Linked DNA regions of Homo sapiens: all the other regions are linked to region 2. A link is a contact called in ENCODE Hi-C data. All regions are on one chromosome and are shown on one strand. Each heading gives the region's core, a stretch centred on a gene start or an enhancer-like site at or near the end of the contact. The rest is flanking DNA. Distances are from core to core; before and after follow the strand shown.

Region 1 (3,063 bases), core at 190-2,689, 3.4 Mb before region 2:
TGATTCCCTTCATTCATTCATTGATTAAAACAAACAAACAGGCTCGGTGAGGTGGCTCACGCCTGTAATCCCAGCACTTTGGGAGGTCGAGGTGGGCAGATCATGAGGTCAGGAGTTCCAGACCAGCCTGGCCAAAATGGTGAAACCCCGTCTCTACTAAAAATACAAAAATTAGCCTGACGTGGTGGCGCGCGCCTGTAGTCCCAGCTACTGGGGAGGCTGAGGCAGGAGAATCGCTTGAACCCAGGAGGCAGAGGTTGCAGTGAGCCGAGATCGCGCCACTGCACTCCAGCCTGGGCTACAGAAGGAGACTCCGTCTCAAAACAAACTGCGGTCTACATGTGAATTAATTTGAAAAATTATGCATCTTTTGACTATTCTTGAACAATCATTTCCCAAATTATTCACGAATTCACAATCTAGACTGCCTGGTCTACAGTGCCTTCTCTCCTTTCACATTCAAGCAGACTTTTTACTTCCTTCTCCTTATGCTGCTGAGAGAAAAAGAGAAACAGCATTGAATAATATTCCTCCAGTTTAATATTTTCGCTTTTAACAAATTTCGGACTTAGCTTTTTAAACCCACTGGCCTCTTTAATGGGCGCTTATTTTTTTTGTAACCAATTGTAATCACAATGTTCTAAATTAATACATGAAAATGAATATTTCAGGTTTTTCAAGAATGCAGAAGGTAAGGAATTGGAAACTTCTGTATGGGCTTTACATCTAGTAGATGCTTAATAAATACACGTGAATATCAATAATCTAAAGTTTCTCAAAATCCAAGGCCTGAAAACCAGTATGATAAACTGAACTGAAATAAACAGCCTATCACTTACTAAGCAAAACCCAGGCTCCAAGCGACTGTTGAATTTCTCCTTTCATTTCCTTTAGCGAACGATGGCTAAAGTTTTAAGATTCCATTTTTTTGCAGCGGTCCTGCCCTTTGTGACGGGCGCTATAAATCTACGTTTGAGGTTGAAGCAGTAGACAAATTATGCAGCAACTTGCTTCTGCTTTACTGTTTTTTCTGCACTATCACCCGCGTTTTCAATTCCGAAGTCAACCCTCAAGCAAGTGTTCCCTCGACATTAAACTAAGGGACTGAAGAGACATTTCGGACCAAACAACAAAGACCTGGCATTTCGCCGCAGACAGCGCGCCTCCCCTAGTAGCCCGTTGCGGACAGACCACCCCAACCCCGCAGGAGTGCGGAGCCCGGCCCGAGGGCGGGCGGGGTCAAGGGGCGAGCCTGCGCCGCCAACCGAAGGCCGCCTACAAAGAGCCGAGCCCGAGGCCAGCCGTGTAGGAAAGTAGTCGGGACTACCAGAAACGCTTCCCGGGATCTTGGCGACCACTCACCCATGGGCCGCCTGAAGGTTTTTTTCGAGAAGCACTAGATCAGCGGATCTGGCAGCTGCACCGAACATCCGGGCCACAGCGAGCTCGGCGGCTCCGCCTCCCGGTAACCCGGGCGACAGCTCCGAAGTTCCTCCCTCGCTTCCGGGTTTAGGCTCCGAGACCCCGCCCCCCGGACGTGGCTGGTTAGCGTCCCGCCCTCCTCCCGCGGAGTCAGTGGGTGAGGGTCGGGCTTGAAGCCATAGCTGCGGGACCGTACTCGTCTCCCCCGACGCAGACCATGGAGAGCGCGCTGGCGGTGCCCCGGCTGCCCCCGCATGATCCAGGGACGCCGGTGCTGTCGGTGGTGGACATGCACACGGGCGGCGAGCCCTTGCGTATCGTGCTGGCGGGGTGTCCGGAGGTGTCTGGGCCCACCCTGCTGGCCAAGCGGCGCTACATGCGCCAGCACCTTGACCACGTGCGGCGACGGCTCATGTTCGAGCCCCGAGGGCACCGGGACATGTACGGGGCGGTCCTAGTCCCGAGCGAGCTGCCGGACGCGCATCTGGGCGTCCTGTTCCTGCACAACGAGGGCTACAGCTCCATGTGCGGCCACGCAGTGCTGGCGCTGGGCCGCTTCGCTTTGGACTTCGGGCTTGTGCCGGCGCCCCCTGCGGGCACCCGCGAGGCCCGCGTCAATATCCACTGCCCCTGCGGGCTGGTGACCGCCTTCGTGGCATGCGAGGACGGCCGCAGCCACGGACCGGTGCGCTTCCACAGCGTCCCGGCCTTCGTGCTGGCCACAGGTAATGGGCGGGACCTTTCCAGCCCAGGGCAGAGCTGCAACCGGGACGCGACTAACTACATTAACGGTTTTTCTGGGCTGGAACTCTGGCAACTAACCTACTCCGCGAAACCTTGCAATTAATAGAAAGGTAAATCACTGCCAACGTGTGTCAGCAGCCTTGCGTATTTGGTGCGTGTAATTTCGATTTTCCCTGACTCCCATCCGCCTGTGGTTTTGGGAGACCCTTGAGGAGCGAGGAATTGCGTGTTACCCTGACTCAGCGCCTCCCTCTGCACTGGTGAGGCATTCCTAGAGATTTCACCGGTGGATAAAGCAAGGTACGGTGGGGTCAAGGAAAGAGCGAAGAACAGCCAATGTACCAGGGTTCCAGGCTGGCTGAGAATATGCTTGGTAGACACAGAATCACACTTAATAAGTTACTAAACCTGGTCTCCTTTCCTCACCTCCCCCACTTCTTTGAAGAATTAAATGAGAATGAATGAACAAAGCAGTTTATAAATCATTAAGATACGAATGTTGCTTTTCTTTAAGAACAGGAACACACATTGCCTGGTTTCAAATCCTGATAACCCCCTAAAGCTGTGCAACCTTAGGCAAATTACTTAATCTCTCTGTGCCTGTGTTTCTTCTTTTCCCTCATAGAGTTTTTTTGTTAGGATTAAATGAGAGTATGCAAGATACTGTATTCCTGGAGATAGATTGCAAGGTTTATATGATCGCTAAAGTTCCCTAGGCCTATTGAGCCATTAAAAGGTTTTGCTGGATTCTCTAGTACAGATCCTTGTACAGCTTATCATGTAAAGCAGGGCATCTCTATAACCATAACCCTTACAGGAGGGATGACCTGGCAAGCTGGCATCTGGTTTCTCATCAGACTACTACCTCCCAGGAGCTGAATTCTATCAGTAAGAATG
Region 2 (3,105 bases), core at 21-2,520:
TCCAGTTTTAAGCCCGCAAAGCCTCTCTCCTGGCTTATTAAGGGTAAACAATAGAAATGTCACAAGGAAACTCAGGAAGTAGATGAAGTCTCTAATTGCTGCCGTTTAACGATTGTACATAATTACTATCTTCAAGATGCGGCTTTCACCAGCAGAGAGGGAGCCGAGGCGGGCGAGGCTGGCGAGCTCCCCGCAGCCGGGAGGGCATCAGCGAGGCCGGGACCGGGGGGATACGGCCCGCGCCCCGGTGCCAGGCCCCGAGCAGCCGCATCCTGTCCCTCCCCTCCAGAGCACTCCAAGCGGGGAGAAGCGGAGGGCCGGCCGGCCCGGGTCACACACAGTTCACTGCTCTCGGGCTGCGGCGGCCCGCGGCGGTCATCGGAACAATTTGCAAAGCGCAGCCGGGGATCCCACAGCCCGCGGCGGCCCAAGCTCACGGCGCCGCGCTCGGAGTTCGGGGGCGCGGGTACCACGGTCCGCGAGGGAGGTGGGAAGACGGGGCTCCGCGCCGGCCGGCCTCTCAGCTTCGGGAAGCGACCCCGCGAAGCGCCCGCGACCGCGGCGCCTCACATGGAGTCCCTGCCCGCCCTCCCCGGCCCGGACGCGGCGCGCGGGAAGTGGAGCCCCTGCCCCCGCCCCCACGATACGGCCGCGGACCCGGTGCCCGGCGCTGCCCCCGCTGGGTCGCCCGAGTTCTGGCCACTTCCTCCGCCGCGTCCTCCGCGCGGACAGCGCAGCCCGGCGTCCGCCGCAGCACCCCGAGCGCGCGCCGATGGGGCGCATCCCGCCCCCGCGCCGCCGTCCGGGCCCTGAGAGCCTCTCCTGCCGCCCCGAGCGCCCCGGCGGTCCCCAAAGAGCACCGAGCCACCCCGCCAGCCCCGCTCCAGGATGCGGGCGCTCCCCGCCCGCGCCGCTGCCCGGGACCAGGGACCCCAGGACTCACCCGAGCACCACCAGCTCCCCGTATTTCACTGGCTCCTTATTGGGGGCGCAGTGTTCCTCCTGGCCAGGGGAAAACATGGAGCCCCGCTCGGCCGCCGACGCCGCCGCCGACGCCGCCGCCTCCGCCGCGATCCCCGCCGAGTCCGCGCCGCCGCTACAATCCCATCCCGAGAACGGGGTGAGCGCGCCGGGGAAGGGCACGGCGGCGAAGGGGGCGCGGGGCGGCCAGTCCCGCTGCTGCTCCGTCGTGGCTGCGCGGCTGCTCCGCCTGACTCCCCGGAGCTCCGCGCGCCGCGGCCGCCCCGAGTCAGAGCCGGCAACAAATGGGACCCGGCAGCAGGGGGACCTGCCTGCGCTGAGCGCCGCCGCCGAAGCCCCGCGGGAGGGAGGGAAGGAGGAGGGAGCGGGCGCACGAGAGGCTGGGGCCGCGCGGGGGAGGCGGGGGCCAGCGCGCGGGCAGGTGGGAGCCGCCCCGCCCCACGCAGAGCCAGGCGCCCGCCCCCGGCCCGCGGGGCGCCCCCTCCCCCGGCGCGTGGGGCCGTCCGCGCCCACTCCCCGCCCCCCTCGGCCCGGCGGAGGCTCGGCCCCTGTGTTATGTAAACATAGAGTAAAAGGGAAAGGAAGTTCTTAAAGGAGCAGCTCTGTTTTTTTTCCTCACTTCCTTCCCCAAACTTAGAGCGCGGGGTCCTCAGCCCTCGCCGCCTGGTTCTTCAGCCGCGAAGGCCCGCGGGAGATCCTGGAAACGAGCGGCCGCGGTTCCCAAGCCCACGTTTTCCTGGCTGGAGTTCGATGGGATTAACTTCCTCTCCGAGTAGAATAGCGCTCTCTCGACGTCACTGTGTCCCGGCTTACAACTAGAGGTGTCGCACACACCCACTTGGGTGCCTCCCCTTCCAAAACCAAGCAGAAAGGCGTCTAGAAAATTAGAAGGTTTTGCCAGTTGGTGCTGGCGTAGAGGACGTTTCGAAGGCGCTTGGAGCACCCCACCGTTGCACTGGATGTAGCTACCCCGGCTTGTGGTCAATAGAGCTCCACCTGGCTTTTGGGGGGTGGCGGGGGGATGGGGGAAGAGTTGTTTTTTAATCCATACTTTATCCACTTTTCCTGTGCCTTCTTTCCATCCCCTAATACATACAAGGGGAAATTACCTGGGTGGACTTTTTAGTGAACGTAAATGTTCCTTTATGACCGTGATTTAATCAATGCACTGTTTGCTTTCTATTCTTTTTAAACTAGTTATTGCTATGGCTTTAAAATATCGTAGACTGTATAGTTTTACTGACTGCTGTTTTTCATCATACAGGATTTTATTGTTCTAACATTTATTAAGCACTCATAATGTGCTAGAAACTCTACATATTATTGCGAGTCATTGCCTCTCAACACTGTTAAATATTTAAAGAAATAAATACTGCAGAAGCTACCCTGTGTATAGTGACTGGTTGGCTATGACCCGAAGCAAAGGGCTAGAAAAAATAATAATTGCATCTGTAACCTTCCATTCCGCTGTGCTGCACCCCTTGTGTAACATTCTCTGACAGGTTATTACGGTAGTGACATGATGTTTCTGATAATTTTACTTCAGTTAGGAACTGATTTTTTTAATTGAGGTTTTAGAAATAAATTATTCCAAAGTAACTAAAGCCACACCACTGGTAAGCCAAAAATAAACTTTATTAAACAGTTAACTTATTTCAGCTAACTATAGAAATTCTGTATTTCAAATGAATATTAGTTATTCTGCATATATTACGTATTCTCTATATTTTTTATATGTAATAAAAAATCTGTTACAGTTTTAACCAGCACTCCTTCACTAAAGGGATAAATCATGTCTCCTCCCCAGTGTTGATGTAAATTTCTTTCAAATTTCTGCTGGATTAATGTTGTCTTCATGTACTCTGTGCATCTACTTACCACATAGATTGTATGACTATCAAAGATCTGTCAGAATCATTCTGCAGTTGCGCCGTCACGATTACGATGATGCCTGCCTCTGTCACCCTAGCTTCTCTAGGCCTCCTCTGTTGCTGCTTCTGCTCTCTAGGCTACCATTACCTCCTTCCTTCTCTCTTGGCCTGCTGTGCCTGTGTGCGTTGCATTGCATTATACTGTTCTGGCTGCATTTCCTCCTTGCTGTGCTTCGCATCTGCTCTTAGGAAG
Region 3 (3,202 bases), core at 483-2,982, 3.1 Mb before region 2:
AACACCATAAACTACCTTATTGGGGAAATGATGCGGCTAGCCCGAAAGGGGGAAGAGATTTTTCAAATTATAATTTTCAGAGTTTGCCTCAGGAAAAAGGCGCCAAACAATTAGTTTCAGGGAGAGAGGTGGCGTGATGAGGTGTGGCACGGGGAAGGGAAAGGGGTTTAGAACTGTGTCCAAGCTATTTAGGAGAGAAAGGGGAGAGTCCCGGGGCTGTGAAAGGGGCGAGGAGGAGAGAGCAGCTGGGCCAGGGCGAGCGTTTGACCACACCCACTAGCCACTCCCTCCCAGCTGCCCGCAGAGCCACATCGAATCGAAACAGCAGTGGCAGCGGCTAAGATTCCGAAGGCAGGAGTCGCCATGGCAACGGGATTCATCTTGCAGGCAACTCCGCTTCGATTCACTGGGTCCTGCTCGAATCTCAAGAAACTACCAGCAAAACGGTCACGGTGGCATTTGCTCTTGATGCTCTCCAGAAAGTGGAGATGAAGGAGAGGGGAATGGAGTTCAGGCATCACTAAATATGTTATGGGGCGAGAGGTAGCTCCGCAAAGCCAGGCCGTGAACAACTTGAGACCTTAGCAGGGTTTGATGAATGAGTAAACGAACAAATGAAGGTACTAGGAAAGGCAAAGAACATCCAGAGGACTGAGAGCTCTGGGCCTCCTGCACGTCTCCACTCAGAGGGCAAGCCGATCACAAGCAGTTGGCTTTCAGAACCAGCTGGGTAAACCCGATTATCCAGCCCTCCTGCCCCACAGCGAGCCTAATCATTAGATTATCCGACACCTCCACCCCCGCGCTACCACCTCCTGGCCCAGGGCTTCAGGGCAGGCGCTTCGCCCCAGCCCAGGTGCTCTACACCAAGGGACCGTGGAGACTGAGATGCGCCCTCCCGAGAGGGACGGGCGGCAAAAGCCCTCTGCGGTGCCTCACAACCGGGTCCGCAGGCGGCGCAGCCTCCCCGGCCGCCAACACCCTGCTCTCCCTCCGCAACGCCCGATTTCCCTTCTCTCTGTTTTGAAACATTTAGGTCCAACTTAGTCTGAATTACAGGCGCTCCGTCCCTTTCGAATGGGGCTGGAAGTGAGGGTGCCAGGGGCACTGGGGGCTCTGCTCGGACGCGAACGGGTACACGAGTCCCTCCTTCCCTGTCGCCACCGCCGTGTCCACCAAGCCTGCCTCGGGGTTCTCCCTCTCGGAGCCGCCGGGCCGGGAGCTCGCGGACGCCGCTGCAGTACCCGCGGCCCCAGCCCCGGGGAGCCTTCAGCAAGGCGGCGAGTGTTACCCCGCCAGCTCCTCGGCCAGCCGGGCGCCTTAGAAAGAAAGGGAGGGACCCCAGTCCTTGGGGGCGTCTTCCTCCCTGCTGCCTCGGTTTGCGTTGCGCTGCAGCCATTTTCCCACCCCCAGCTAGGCAGCCGAGAGCTGTCTCGGTCCCGTTCCCACCCAGACCCAACCTGAAGGACGGGTTTAATATTTACCTACTGGCCCGGGAGCTCCGGGGAGGCAGCAGGAGGGCGCGCCGCGAACCCAGCGCCCAGCCCACGGAAGCACGCCCACCCCCGCACCACTGAGCAGTGCCACTTAATGAATGAGTGCGGCGGGCAAGGAGGAGCGTCCCCCTTACCTGAGCAGCCCCTGCATGCTGGAAAGGCGGCTCTGCACTCTGGGTACAATGGGATCCGGTTAAACAGTTTCCTTCACAGCCGCTCGTAGGTTACTAACTCGCAGGTGACATCACCCTCTCCTCGCCTGATAGGATACAAAGTGGCTCCCACTGCGCATGGACGCTCCGGTCGGGCGCGCAGACTCCTGGGAGTAGTGGTCCCAATCTATTAGCGGAGCCGGGACAGCTTTGCTGTCGGGACTCGCGGAACTACATCTCCCGACACACTCCTCCGCCCTTCTGCCCCGCCTCTTATTCCCGCCCCCTTCAGGACCCGCCCCCTCCCAGCCTTACAGCCTTGCAGTGTTAGCGGTGGTCGTTCCGAAGCCGAGCTGCGGACCGCACGGGAGAGTGGGAGGGCTGCCCTGCGGTCGTGTGTGTTGACTTGACCTCTACTTTGCCCGGCGCGGGCTCTGAAGGATCGGAGAGGTCCGGGGCTCGCGTGGTCCGGCCAGGCTCGCTCTAACTGGTCTTTCTTGGTCCCTGCTGGGAAGGGACGATTAAGACTTTTCTGCCTTCCCCAGGCGTAGCAGCTAATTCAGAGGGCTTACTGTTTTCTGGGTTAAATACGGTCCTCGAATTCTCCCCGCTCAACACTTCCAGAGGATGGGGCGACGCCGGTCCCAAGGCGGAGGAATCTCCTTGTACCCCCTCAATTCACCTTTCTCTTTTCTGCTTCCCGTTTAACGGAGACAAGGTGACCAGGCAGAACGCGGGGAACCACTTAGTCGGCTGAGCTGACAGAATAACGGAGGTTGTCACTACCAGAAGTGCGGTGTGATAGACTAGACAGTCGCCGCAACCCTCCGTCAGGGCGCCTGCTGCTGCTGCAAAGATAATACTATCGTGCAGCCATGCTTTTGTTCATCCCTGCAGCAGACTTCCCGCGCTGGTGGCTCTCCACTCCCAGGAAGAAAACGTCCTTGTCTAAAGTTTTAATAATTGTGTATCTATGTATACACATGTTTTTAAATCCACAACACTCTCACCTCATTTTCCATACCTTTTCAAATATTTTTATAAAGACATTAAACCAAACAACATCGTGCCGTTCAAGAATTGCCCTGCTCTTAACACACCTAAATATTTATTTAAAGGTAAGCAAAAGGTGTGTAGCAGAATTCTGACCCTTTAGGCAGGTTGTATTGTTAATACATAATTTTTTCCGTGGCATTTTTCATTATTCAGTGAATACCAAGTGTCTTTTAATATGAAAAGAATCAATGCATTTAGTTACTCGAGTTGTAAATGTAAATTTTAATGGCATTTGATGTGTCTCAATTCCATATAATGATCAGCTCACACACCCGTTCCACTAGCAAAATCTCTAGAAGACTGTGCATCTTGTGAAAAAAAGGTTCACAATTAAGATTTCAGACAACTCCCTACTGAAGTGTTGGTGGAACTCTTATCATTTATTTTCTCCTTTCATTCTGCAACACTAAGTTGGGTTCAAGTGAAAAAATATTTATGAAATTAGTTGAGGATCTCAGGGGAGAGGAAATGCTTTGTTTTGCTCAGAGAGATGTTTAG

The links. Hi-C counts contacts between places; a loop is a spot of excess contacts on that map. Pooled maps may share reads with other maps.
Region 1: a loop to region 2 is called in a map of CD8-positive, alpha-beta T cell, with 7 times the contacts of the local background. The contact joins the promoter of JKAMP here to the promoter of PELI2 in region 2. A Hi-C loop is called at or near these places in 3 of 168 maps with a recorded cell type or tissue (CD8-positive, alpha-beta T cell and naive thymus-derived CD4-positive, alpha-beta T cell) and 6 of 50 pooled maps.
Region 3: a map of CD8-positive, alpha-beta T cell shows a loop between it and region 2 (13-fold over the local background). The contact joins the promoter of DAAM1 here to the promoter of PELI2 in region 2. A Hi-C loop is called at or near these places in 3 of 168 maps with a recorded cell type or tissue (CD8-positive, alpha-beta T cell and naive thymus-derived CD4-positive, alpha-beta T cell) and 7 of 50 pooled maps.

Annotation. Positions count from the first base shown.
Region 1 is chr14:59,482,893-59,485,955 of GRCh38, reverse strand. JKAMP (JNK1/MAPK8 associated membrane protein) reads right to left here and starts at 1,439. Exons shown (of 7, transcript NM_016475.5): 1 at 1,363-1,439. The coding sequence starts at 1,366. It overlaps L3HYPDH (trans-L-3-hydroxyproline dehydratase), which reads left to right and starts at 1,548. Exons shown (of 5, transcript NM_144581.2): 1 at 1,548-2,147. The coding sequence starts at 1,640. RefSeq lists an enhancer at 1,194-1,473.
Region 2 is chr14:56,116,576-56,119,680 of GRCh38, reverse strand. It overlaps PELI2 (pellino E3 ubiquitin protein ligase family member 2), which reads right to left and starts at 1,270. Exons shown (of 6, transcript NM_021255.3): 1 at 944-1,270. The coding sequence starts at 1,020. RefSeq lists silencers at 793-862, 1,153-1,412, 1,453-1,512 and an enhancer at 1,643-1,882.
Region 3 is chr14:59,187,197-59,190,398 of GRCh38, reverse strand. It overlaps DAAM1 (dishevelled associated activator of morphogenesis 1), which reads right to left and starts at 1,732. Exons shown (of 25, transcript NM_001270520.2): 1 at 1,631-1,732. RefSeq lists enhancers at 100-149, 580-739, 450-1,209, 1,990-2,229 and silencers at 1,100-1,319, 1,380-1,519.